2 separate regions of the Homo sapiens genome follow, and region 2 is linked to region 1. The links are chromatin contacts, found by Hi-C or POLR2A ChIA-PET in ENCODE. All regions are on one chromosome and are shown on one strand. Each heading gives the region's core, a stretch centred on a gene start or an enhancer-like site at or near the end of the contact. The rest is flanking DNA. Distances are from core to core; before and after follow the strand shown. Region 1 holds the start of OR9A2 (olfactory receptor family 9 subfamily A member 2). Region 2 has its middle 34 kb from the start of OR6V1.

Region 1 (6,667 bases), core at 1,835-4,334:
TGTATTTTGTATGTGAGAAGGACACTACTTTTGGAGAATGAGGGGTGAAGTGCTATGACATGAACGTCCCCTCCAAAACTCATGTTGAAATTTAATTACCATTGTGACATTGTTGAGAGGTAAGACCTTTAAGAGGCGATTAAGTCATGAGGGATATCCCCTCATGAATGAATTAGTGTTGTTTTCACAGGAGTGAGTTTGTTATTCTGAGAGTGGATTTGTTATGAAAATGAGTTTGGCCCTCTCTTGCCCTCTCACTCTGGCCCTCTCTTGCCCTTCCACCTTCTGCCATAGGATGACACAGCACCAAGGCCCTTGTCAGATGCCGGTGTTATGCTCTTGAATCATAAGCCAAATAAATTTTCAGTGTCCAGAATCATAAGCCAAGTATGTTTATTTTCTTTGCAAATAATCCAGGCTGGTATTATTTATATTCTGTTATAGCAATGCAAAATGGACTACCACTATCTTATTATGACTATACTAGAACCTAATTATAGACATCTACTATCTAATTATTTGGATCTTATATCTTATATTTCTACCAGAAGTTGGTTTTTTAAAAACCCTATTCGCCAGCATTCAGATCAATACTTAGTATTCTCAGAGTTTTATGTTTTTCCAATCTGATGGATGTGATACAGTGGATGGCTAAGTAAACTTTGGCAAGTTATTTAAATTCTCTGAGCTTCTATTGTCTCATCTCTTAAAGGATACTTCTCTGGATTAATGAATTAGAAAAAAGGTATTCTTTCTGGTCAGAACAGATCCTCATTTACTGGGCTTGGAAACCATGGGCACCTTTGTTTAAGCAAAAGTCTCCCCTTTCTCCAGCCAATGCAGTGCCACCAGAGTCCATTGGTTGGCTTGCAGAGCATGGGCTGGCTGAATTTAAAGCTCATTCCCCACCTTGTCTGGTACTTTAATGCAATGCAAACTACCCAAACATACATGACGGTTATCACTCCTCACAGGACAAGACAACCTGGCATCCTCACACAGTACTCTTCAAAATTCTCAGTAGCCTCATCATCCCACTGCTGAACAGCTCAATTTTCTCACTTACTTTAGGGCTGGTAGAATCTGCTGATTGTTGTTGTTTAGGTAAACTTCTTCCTTATAAGGACTTCTTCCAATATTATGTGAAATTCCAACAGTTACACTACCAAACAGCCAATCCCTATAATTTCTAGAAAGCCGGGAGTCAAAAGAATGGCCTCTTATTTTTAAAAAATTCTGCCCACAGAGAAGATACACATGATGGTACTGAGACTGTTGGATTTGAGAGACGGAGAATCAAAAGACATTATAAAGTTTGAAGTCTAGATCTGGATACAGTCTGAACAGACATAGTTGTGTTTAACAGCCATAAAATACAGGATGCTCTCTAGAATTAGTCATTTAGTTCTTATTTGCCCCTGTCCCTATACTCACCACAAAGAAGGGCAGTGAAAGGAATATGCTGAAGCTTAACAAAAATAAATTTTCCTCCATTTTTATCCTCAAATATTTTTATCTTCTTTACACCACAAATATCTCCTGAATGAGAAGCATTCCAATCCTCATATCGCCATTCTAGACTGGTTCTGTGACAAAACGTAAACAGTGTTACACTTCCTTTCCAGTATCAATGGGGCAGAGAGAAAGAGCTTTAGGATATCTAAAATGCATATGGCCATCTTGCCAAAAAATTGCACAAAAATATAGGGAAGAACTTAGCAACAGGTGATGAAGGACCAAAGTGAGCATCTCTACCTTTCTACTCTGATTAGGACACCTTTCTCAGTACACCTCCCTCCACACTTCCTCCCTTCCCCAGAAAATACATTTTCAGAGATGGACTATGAGGAAATGAGTTGGGCTAATAGAATTCTTACAAAAATGTCTGCATTTCCTTTCTCTAGTCCCCCCCAAATCACAAGAATATGTTCAACAGTGGAAACAGGCAGGAACTAAGGCTATGAGAGTCTCCTGGACAGACAATGGATTTCATTATTACCAGCCTAATCTACTTCCATGGTGTGATGGCGAATTGTACACACTCTTTGACTTTTGTAATGAGAGGATAAGAGAAAAGAGGAGTTAGAATTTTCTAGGTGACTTAATAATTAACCCTGAGGCTTGGACCACCTAAAACTGACTTACAGAACAGCTAATCTTTCAGGAGTTGACAGCAGCGTTTCATCCCATCTCGGAGGGCCTCTTTGACTTTGTCATTCCGAAGAGTAAAGATGAAAGGATTCAGGAAGGGGGTTAACACAGAAACCAACAGGGAAACTATCTTATTGTACTCAACTCCCTGTGTTTGCTTGGGTTTCACGTAGAGAAACAAGCAGCTGCCATAGCCAATCACAACACAGGTGAAGTGGGAGGCAAAAGTGGAGAAGGCTTTCCTCCGGCCAGAGGCTGACGGGATCTTGAGGATGGTGGAGATAATGTAGGTGTAGGAGACAATCGTAGGGATCAAAGAACCAATGAGAATAAAAACAGCCATTAAGAAAAGGATAAACTCTGTGAGAAGAGTGTTATCGCAGGACAGTTTGAGCAATTGCCCTCGGTCACAGTAAAAATGGTCTAATGAATTTGATTTGCGGAAGGTAAACTGAAATGTGGCATAGATGGGCCAGATTTCAGAAAGAAATCCAAACACCCATGACACTATTACCACCCAAATACAGGTACTGCTGTTCATAATGATGTTGTACCTCAAAGGGTTACACACAGCCACATAACGGTCCACAGCCATCACTCCAAGTAATGCAAACTCCATGGTCCCACAGGAAAAGTTGAGCGATACATGTAGAGAAAGATACTGTCTGCATCCCAGGAAGAGCAATCCCCAAAGCATCATGGGGACAATTATGGTTGTGACCAGGATCTCCAGGGTAGAGAGGTGGCTGAGGAAGAAATACATGGGGGACTGCAGACGTTTATCCACACAGACAATCACAATGATGACCGTGTTTCCCATTAATGTCACTAAATAGAAGAAAAAGAATATAGCAAAAAGAATGTGGTGTAGTCCTTGGGACCCAGGGAAGCCTAGAAGGTGGAATTCAGTGGCACTAGAGTGGTTGTCCATCATTTAGTCCTTGATTCTGCTTGTTTTGAAGCCCAGAGATTAAAAGAGAGGTGGCATTGCTCCACATGGTCCTGCTCTCAAGAGAGAAGGAAGAAAAATTAGGTTAAGAAACTATTTCCAACCTGAGAATCAGGTGACATGTCCCTGCTACTGTGGTCGGCACATACATAGCTTGAGGTACATGTTGTCATCCCAAGTCTACAAGTGAGGCTCTCACTTCCCTGTGTAACCAGCCCCCTAGAATGGGTGAAGACATCTTCTTCTACTGGTGGTGAAATACCTTCCTTGCCTTTTTCCCCATTAAATATACCTTCTCTCGGGGGCAGAGGCTAAGACCTTTTAAATAGGCCAGTTTTAAAGGTGAGTCAATCAGGTCCCTCCGGTCCTGGAGTTACTTTCTCTTAGGTTAACTGTGCAAGATGACACAAAGGCATTTTATATGATGTTCAAAGGACAGAATTTTAAACCCCAGCTCTCATCTGTAATGGTAATGCATAGACCCACCTTTGGGGCCAGCAGAAAGGAGGCAGAGGATGTAAGACTAACATCTCTGCTGTTCCAGATTTTAAAATCTCCATTTTACAGAACAGCAAGATCTCTAAATGAGAACTCTAGAGCTTGGGATAATTTCCCAGAACAGATCCATTCTTCTCTAATTCCATTTTCCTTCCAAAGTTGTGGGAGGAAGGAAAGATGGCACCTGGCACAGAAAAGGAATAGATCTGGGACCGCCAGCTGTTAAGGATGCCTGGCTCTCTGCCTGTCGCTTCATTCCATTATTCAAATGTCACCCTTTCCAAAGACTCTTTCCAATCACTCTGCCCAAAACAGAAAAGACACACTTATTATTGGACTTCCATTTTTTTAATAACAGTTGTTATTACCTTGTATTATGTCTAATTATTTACTTCATTCCTTTATTTAACAATAAACAAATGTAGTCATGAACAGAACAAAGAAAATTCCATGCCCTGTGGAGCTTATATTCAAGGAAGAGGTGGGGGCTAGACCACACACAAGACACCTAAGTAAAATATGCAATAGTTTAGTTTGCTTATCATGTCACAGGGAAAAAAATAAGCAAGAAAGAAGGAGAGGAAATTTAAGTGTATTTATTATTTATCAACGGCATTAGAATATAAACTCCATGAGGGCTAGGACATGTCTTCACTGTTGTATTCTGAGGCTGGCACATAAAATGTACATACATAAATTAAGTAGTTATATATTTTATATATATATATCATATATCTTTTATATAGATATAGACAGATACATTATGTGAAATGAATATATCATAGATATATCTTATATATTAAATTATGTATTAATTTATCACAAGGTAACCGAACTAATAGCTGTGTGAGTCAAGATTTGAACCTAGGTCTGTCAGATTTCATCACTCACACAGCTAACTACCACACCTTATATTATATTATTATCTTATATTATTTATCTTATTTATATAAGATATATGAAATAAGATATATGAAATATATCTTATATTATATAAAATATACATATATTTTTTATTTATAAGATATTTAAATACATAAGATATATGTATCATATACATAAAATAAGTAGTGCTGACAAATTTTGCTAGATGAGGTATGGATGGATGGATGGATAATATATGATTAAATAATACTTGTTCTGGCCAGGGCCTGGGCCACATTCCCTCAATCCTATTCTGGTTGGTTTTCCTTCCTGCCTCACATTACCATTTTCCCTCCTGCCCTTCCCTTGCTTAGGTAACCCCTTCCCTGTCTACGTCACTGTTTTACTAATGGTTTAAAAAGCTTCAGGGACAGAATTGATGGGAAAGCTCAGTGTTCTGGTTTTCCACAACCTCTGCATAACCAGCACGAGATGAAGAAACATGAGCGAGAAGGACACCGACTGTCAGGGAGCCGTGACTGTGTTAGCATTGGGTCCAAGAGGAGCCGGAAGTGCTCTCTGCTATGCAGGAAGGGTCTGGAGATGAGCCTATACACTCTACTGCTCCCCTAGCCCACACTTCAATATCTGGGTGACTTTGTTCTAGAAGATAGGCAGGCCCAGGATGTCCCATCCTAAAATGCTTTTACCCTCTTCTTCATAGAGGAGACCCCTTGGAAAGACACTCACCTTTACAGAGGGGCTTCGCCGCCTCTTCTGATGTTCTCTAGGGCTCCGCTGAGGCTACCTCCTGTCCTGCTAGTGCTGAGCCATGCACAGGGGCCAGAACAAGTTGCTGCAATCCCCACTCATGGCGAAGAAGGGAAATGTCCTCCCAGAGGAGCTTAGGAAAAAGCCCAGAAATGAGTGTTGGGCAAAGTTGAGGGTCCTCTCTCTCTCCCCTCTCCTCCCTCTTCCCTTCTTCCCAAGGGTACTTAATCACCGAGTTACTACTTCTTAATTAGCCCACGTTCAGGGAGTCCCCAGGCAATCAGTCTAGTGGGAGCAGAACAAACTTTAAGTTATTCCCATTTTTTGACCAATTAAGTTTTAGAACTTTTGAAAGTTTTTGTTTGACGGGAAAACCTGAAATCTTACCAATCAGGGACTTCTTAATACTGGGGCTGCCTTCCTGAAAACCTCAGGTCTAGGTTTCCAGATGTCTCAGATTCTAAACAGTCAACTACCTCTGTCGTTTATCTTAGGCTTTTCTCAAGTTTCTCTAGTTATTCGGAGCCTAAATCAACCCTTTTCCCCCAGTAGGAGACACCACAATTGGCCTCTAAAACATGCACCAATATCCCAAAAAAGTCTGCATATTGGTCTTGGTCAAAGCCTTAACTTCACCAAATATCTTCTAAAAAGCCTGATGACTCCTTCATTCATTTTAAAAAGGCTCCTGCGTTTAGTCCTGTGGACCCTACAGAATACTGTAAGAGGTCCCTCCCCTAAATCGAACTCTATTCTGTTCTATTGTCTCAGGTTTTCACTCCTCTTGATATATGTGCATCTGTATGCATTCCAGCAAGATTCTTCCAGACTTTTTTTTTTCCTATGGCATGTCCCTGATTACCAGCTGGACCACTGCAAAGTAGAGAGAGCATAAGGACAGCTTATGTACACAGTTCTGTTTGCAACCTGGAGGAACTGACAAAATGTAAGTTGGAAATCTGTCTAATGCTGGAGTAAGACAGAAAAAGTAGGAATTACAAAACATTTGTCTGCATTTTTGTTTTCATTTTAAGTATTTTAAGTACACCTGTTAAATCTGAGAATTTCAATTGGTGCCTAAGGGTATAAATTGGGATTAATCTTTCTTCCAATTCCTTAAATTGCCCAAGCCCAAATACTTGCCATATAATTTTAGAGAAATTTTCCAAGCATGTATCTCCATATTCTTTTTCGTAAAGGCTGTGAAAATCTGTTTGCAACCTTTTCTTTCTCATTTAACAACATATAAAATATATCTTTCCATGTCAGCACATATTACTCTACCTCTTTTTTTTTTAACATAGGATTCCATTATGTGGATGTCCTATTCTTTATTAGATAGACATTTATTAATTAATTTTCATTGTTGTTTCCATTTTTAATTATGAAAAAATGATGCTATAAATATTCTTAGATATTTGTAAGTACATAAAC
Region 2 (6,667 bases), core at 1,862-4,361, 59 kb after region 1:
TGGAACAGAATAGAGAACCCAGAAATAAACCCAAATACTTACAGCCAACTGATCTTTGACAAAGCAAACAAAAACATAAAGTGAGAAAGGACACCTTACTCAAAAAATGGTGCTGGGATAATTGGCTAGCCACATGTAGGAGAATGAAACTGGATCCTCTTCTCTCACCTTATACAAAAATCAACTCAAGGTGGATCAAGGACTTAAATCTAAGACTGAAACTATAAAAATTCTAGAAGATAACATTAGAAAAACCCTTGTAGACATTGGCTTAGGCAAGGGTTTCATGACCAAGAACCCAAAAGCAAATGCAACATAAACAGAGATAAATAGGTAGGACTTAATTAAACTAAAGAGTTTCATGTTTATAGCAGCACAATTCGCACAATTCGCAATTGCAAAAGTATGGAACCGGTCCAAATGCCTATCAATCAATGAGTGGATAAAGAAATTGTGGTGTATATATATATATATATATATATATATATATATATATATATGTGTGTGTGTGTGTGTATATATAATTGTGGTATATATATATAATATGTATATAATTGTGGTATATATATATATATATATATATATATATATATATATAAATACTATTCAGCCATAAAAGGAATGAATTAATGGCATTGCAGCAACCTGGATGGAAGTGAAGACTATTATTCTAAGTGAAGTAATTTAGGAATGGAAAACCAAACATCATATGTTCTCCTAAGTGGGAGCTAAGCTGAGGATGCAAAGGCTTAAGAATGATACAGTGAATAAAATTTTTATGATAATGATGATATAGTCGCTGACTACTCTTTTAATTAAAATAGTAATAATCTGGAGAGAGATGAAGAGGACAAGTGGAGCCCAAGAGAGTCAGATCCACAGCTATTATAACATAAAGTGAATAGAAAACATCTATAATTGATAAATCAATTAACAGAAGTATAAGCTCTTCATTAAGAGGTGTGGAAATAATTATGAGGGAAGACAAAAGTGGTGTTCTCTGTGAAATAGGAACTATATATGTGAGACAGAGAAGGATGTGGGCTACTGTTTTTTAGTACAGGCCTTTCAGTACTGTTTGCTCACGGCAACCTCCACTTCCCAGGTTCAAGAGATTCTCCTGCCTCAGCCTCCTGAGTAGCTGGGATTACAGGCGCATGCCACCTAGCCCAGCTAATTTTTGTATTTTTAGTAGAGATGGGGTTTCACCATGTTGGTCAGATTGGTCTCAAATTCCTGACCTCAGGTGATCCGCCTGCCTCGGACTCCCAAAGTGCTGGGATTAGAGGTGTAAGCCACTGCACCCGGCCTATCAAGGGCATTTTAATAAGCATCAGTAACTGAGCTACCCATATTGAACTTGGGCAACTTATCCAATCTTTAGTTTCTAAGCACAGAGCCCGAGGTCAAGGAAAGGCAAGTACAGTAATTATATTTGACTCCTACAAACAATAGAGCTTAAAACAATAGTCCACAGTCAAATAACCACATCCAAAGACTGCCTGTTACTCACTTAGTATATTGGTCTGAGAAACCTGGTTTTACCTCATTTCAAACAGGAAACTGTTACAGAGCTCAGATGGAATGTCCAGCAGCACATCATGGTATTGATTGTTGCACTGTAAGTGATCTGGGCTTGAGCCCAAATTAACTTCTTACAATATGGCTCCAATTTACCCTCCCAACATTTATCTCCCAACATTTTCATTCAGAAATCCTTTGTTCTAGCTACCCTATCTTTTCACTATATTCTATTTGCACTCTCATTTCTCTGTTTTCACAATGCTTGATCACATCTTTAGCCATTTTCCCACCTAGATCTTTTCTGTTCTCTCCATTTTTCTGACTGCTGCCCATCTTTCAATACTGAACAAATCAGCTTCTTAGTGCATATCTGTGATATGCAAAACACTGTTAGGTGCTTCAAGAGTTAGTCTTCTAAGAGCTTTATGTTTTATTAGAACATGACACAAGTAGGCAAATAACTATAATGCAAGATAAAGTGAAAAAGATTCTATAAGAAAGGTTTACTCAAAATACTGAGGGTTCAAAATGTGTATTATAACATTAATTAGGAAGAATTAGAAAATAGTGCATGTAGAGAGAATTATATGAAATGCACCTCAAGGAAAGCATTTGCCTTTGACAGCTGGAAACACGCACTGTAGAAAGGCATTATTTGGGGTTGAAAGTATGAACAAAGCTCTATCAGCAGAGCATCTTTAAGCCTCAATGAAAAGCCCACTGTGGCTAGGAGGTATAGTACATAAATAGGAAAGCAATAGGAGATGAGTCTGTAATTTCAAGTTGTCATGGTAGAAGGCCCTGAATCCCAGGTTGAGGAATTTTTACTCACTTCAATAGGCAGGAGAAGAACATAAAGATTTTTTTTGAGGGAAGTGGTCCAATCAGAGTAACACTTTAGAAAGATTAATTTAACAGAAGTTTTTAAGATTATTTGAACTGAATGAAAGAAAAGGTACAAACTGCAGTTAGGAAGCTATTCTAGTAGTGTCAGTGACAAGTTTTGCAGGTGGCCAAGAAGGAAGTGAAAGAAAACTGAATAGGGAAGGAAGGAAGACTGCAAGGGACTTGGTGCTGATTGATCCGTGTCTCCATCTCTCTTGCACTATGCAAAGAAAAGGACTCTAGTTTGCATACCTAGTAGACTGGGGAAATGCTGGTAGCAAAAGAGAAGAGATTGAGTAGAATATGTTTTGAATACACTGAGTTAAAGTGTTAAAGAATGGTGCTAAGAGTAAAGTTCATAGCCCTAAATGCCTACACCAAAAAGACTGAAAGAGCACAAATTGATATTCTAAGGTCACACCTTGGCCAGGCATGGTGGCTCATGCCTGTAATCCCAGCACTTTGGGATGCCGAGGTGGGAGGATCATGAGGTCAGGGGATTGAGACCATCCTGGCTAATATGGTGAAACCCCATCTCTACTAAAAATACAAAAAATTAGCCAGGCATGGTGGCACACGCCTGTAGTCCCAGCTACTCGGGAGGCTAAGGCAGGAGAATTGCTTGAGCCCAGGAGGCAGAGGTTGCAGTGAGCCAAGATTGATTGCACTCCAGCCTGGGCAACAGAGCGAGACTCAATCTCAAAAAAAAAAAAAAAAAAAAAAAAGATAAGGTCACATCTCAAGGAACTAGAGAAAGAAGAAAAAACCAAACCCAAACCCTGCAGAAGAAAGGAAATAACCAAGAACAGAGAAGAAGTAAATGAAATTGAAACAAAAATACAATACAAAAAGTAAATGAAACAAAAAGCTGGTTCTTTGAAAAGATAAATAAAATTGATAGACCATTAGCAAGATTAACCAAGAAAAGAAGAAAGAAAATCCAAATAACCTCATTCAGAAACAAAACAGGAGATACTACAACAGACACCATTGAAATACAAAAGACCAACCAAGGCTACTATGAACACCTTTATGCACATAAACTAGTAAACCTTGAAGAAATTGATACATTCCTGGAAAAATACAACCCTCTGAGCTTAAATAAGGAAGAATTAGATATGCTGAACAGACCAATAACAAGCAGTGAGATTGAAATGCTAATTTTAAAATTACCAACAAAAAGTCTAGGACCAGATGGATTCACAGCAGAATTCTACCAAACATTCAAAGAAGAATTGTTACCAATCTTTTTGAAGCTATTTCACAAGACAGAGAACGAAGAAACCATCCCTAATTCATTCTATGAAGTTAGCATCACCCTAATACCAAAACTCATGAAAGGACATAAGCAAAAAAGAAAACTACAGACTGATATCCTTGATGAACATAGATGCTAAAATCCTTAACAAAATACTAGCTAACTGAATCTAACAGCATATCAAAAAGATAATCCACCATGATCAAGTGGGTTTCATACCTGGGATGCAGGGACAGTTTAACATATGCAAGTCAATAAATGTGGTACACCACATAAACATAATTAAAAACAAAAATCACATGATCATCTCAATAGATGAAAAAAAAAGCATTTGATGAAATCCAGCATCACTTTATGATTAAAACTCTCAGCAAAATCAGCATACAAGGGACATACTTCAATGTAATAAAAGCCACCTATGACAAACCCACAGGCAACATAATACTGAATAGGGAGAAGTTGAAAGCATTCCCTCTGAGAACTGAGACAAGACAAGGATGCCCATTCTCACCACTCCTTTTCAAGATAGTACTGGAAGTCCTAGCCAGAGCAATTAGACAAGAGAAAAAAAGAAAGGGCATCCAAATCGGTAAAGAGGAAGTCAAACTGTCACTGTTTGCTGACAATATAATCGTTTACCCTGAAAACCTTAAAGACTCTTCCAGAAAGCTCCTAGAACTGATAAAAAGAATTGAGCGAAGTTTCCAGATACAAGACTAATGTGCACAAATCAGTAGCTCTTCTATACAAAAACAGTGACAAAGCAGAGAATCAAATCAAGAACTCAACCCCTTTTACAGTAGCTGCAAAAAATAAAATAGTTAGGAATATACATAACCAAGGAGTTGAAAGAACTCTACAAGGAAAACTACTAAACACTGCTGAAAGAAATCACAGACAACACAAACAAATGGAAACACATCTCATGCTCATGCATCGGTAGAATCAATATTGTGAAAATGACCATACTGCCAAAAGCAATCTACAAATTCAATGCAATCCCCATCAAAATACCACCACCATTCTTTACAGAATTAGAAAAAACAATTCTAAAATTCATATAGAACCAAAAAAGAGCCCACATAGCCAAGACAAGACTAAGCATAAAGAACAAATCTGGAGGCATCACACTACCTGATTTCAAACTATACTATAAGGCCATAGTCACCAAAACAGTGTGGTACTGGTATAAAAATAGGCAAATAGGGCAATGGAACAGAATAGACAACCCAGAAATAAACCCAAATACTTACGCCCAACTGATCTTTGACAAAACAAACAAAAATATAACATAGAGAAAGGACACCCTTTTCAACAAATGGTGCTGGGATAATTGGCTAGCCATTTGTAGGAGAATGAAAATGGATCTTCCTCTCTCACCTTATACAAAAATCAACTCAAGATGGATCAAGGACTTAAATCTAAGAGCTGAAACTATAAAAATTCTAGAAGATAACATTGGAGAGAACCCTTCTAGACGTTGGCTTAGGCAAAGATTTCATGACCAAGAACCCAAAAGCAAACACAATAAAAATAAAGATAAATAATTGGGACTTAATTAAACTAAAGAGCTTTTGCACTGCAAAAGGAACAGTCAGCAGAATAAACAGACAACCCACAGAATGGAAGAAAATATTCACAATCTATACATCTGATAAATGACTAATATCCAGAATCTACAACAAACTCAAACAAATCAGTAAGAAAAAACCGAACAGTCCCATCCAAATGTGGGCTAAAGACATCAATAGACTGGTCTCAAAAGAAGATATACAAATGGCCAGCAAACATATGGAAAAATGCTCAACAACATTAATGATCAGGGAAATGCAAATGAAAACCACAATGTAATATGACCTCACTCCCACAAGAATGGCCATAATCAAAAAATCAAAAACAGGGGGGAGAGAAGCCAAGACGGCCGAATAGGAACAGCTCTGGTCTACAGCTCCCAGCATGAGCGACGCAGAAGACAGGTGATTTCTGCATTTCCAACTGAGGTACTGGGTTCATCTCACTGGGGAGTGCCAGACAGTAGGTGCAGGACAGTGGGTGCAGTGCACCGTGCACGAGCTGAAGCAGGGTGAGGCAGGCATTGCCTCACCTGGGAAGCGCAAGGGGTCAGGGAATTCCCTTTCCTAGTCAAAGAAAGGGGTGATAGAACGGCATCTGGAAAATCGGGTCACTCCCACCCTAATACTGTGCTTTTCCAATGGGCTTAAAAAACGACACACCAGGAGATTATATCCCGCACATGGCTTGGAGGGTCCTATGCCGACGGAGTCTTGCTCATTGCTAACACAGCAGTCCGAGATCAAACTGCAAGGTGGCAGCGAGGCTGGGGGAGGGGTGCCCGCCATTGCCGAGTTAGTTATTTGATAAGGTAAACAAAGCTGCCAGGAAGTTTGAACTGGGTGGAGCCCACCACAGCTCAAGGAGGCCTGCCTGCCTCTGTAGGCTCCACCTCTGGGGGCAGGGCACAGACAAACAAAAAGACAGCAGTAACCTCTGCAGACTTAAATGTCCCTCTCTGACAGCTTTGAAGAGAGTAGTGGTTCTCCCAGCACTCAGCTGGAGATCTGAGATCTGGCAGACTGCCTCCTCAAGTGGGTCCCTGACCCCCGAGTAGCCTTTCTGGGAGGCACCCCCCAGTAGTGGCAGACTGACACCTCACACGTCTGGGTACTCCTCTGAGACAAAACCTCCAGAGGAACGATCAGACAGCAGCGTTTGCGGTTCACCAACATCCGCTCTTCTGCAGCCATCACGGCTGAAACCCAGGCAAACAGGGTCTGGAGTGGACCTCTAGCAAAATCCAACACATCTGCAGCTGAGGGTCCTGTCTGTTAGAAGGAAAACTAACAAACAGAAAGGACATCCACACCAAAAACCCATCTGTACATCATCATCATCAAAGACCAAAGGTAGATAAAACCACAAAGATGGGAAAAAACAGAGCAGAAAAACTGGAAACTCTAAAAATCAGAGAGCCTCTCCTCC

What was found. Hi-C counts contacts between places; a loop is a spot of excess contacts on that map. ChIA-PET counts read pairs that join two places held with the same protein, here RNA polymerase II (POLR2A). Pooled maps may share reads with other maps.
Region 2: a map of adrenal gland shows a loop between it and region 1 (4-fold over the local background). The contact joins the enhancer-like site here to the promoter of OR9A2 in region 1. A Hi-C loop is called at or near these places in 6 of 168 maps with a recorded cell type or tissue (B cell, DLD1, OCI-LY7 and 3 more) and 1 of 50 pooled maps. POLR2A ChIA-PET finds 5 or more read pairs at or near these places in 2 of 52 experiments (OCI-LY7 and activated B cell).

Annotation. Positions count from the first base shown.
Region 1 is chr7:143,024,048-143,030,714 of GRCh38, forward strand. OR9A2 (olfactory receptor family 9 subfamily A member 2) reads right to left here and starts at 3,085. Exons shown (of 1, transcript NM_001001658.1): 1 at 2,153-3,085. The coding sequence starts at 3,085. The coding sequence ends at 2,153. LOC105375544 (a long non-coding RNA gene) reads right to left here. Exons shown (of 2, transcript XR_001745395.1): 2 at 5,213-6,667.
Region 2 is chr7:143,082,705-143,089,371 of GRCh38, forward strand. No RefSeq gene overlaps it. Among named protein-coding and RNA genes, the nearest start is that of OR6V1, 34 kb to the left of the region's middle. Within about 2 kb of position 3,112, at least 2 of the 41 ENCODE cell types and tissues checked have a DNase peak (open chromatin) inside an H3K27ac peak, as active enhancers do; they include B cell and OCI-LY7, where a contact is called at or near this core.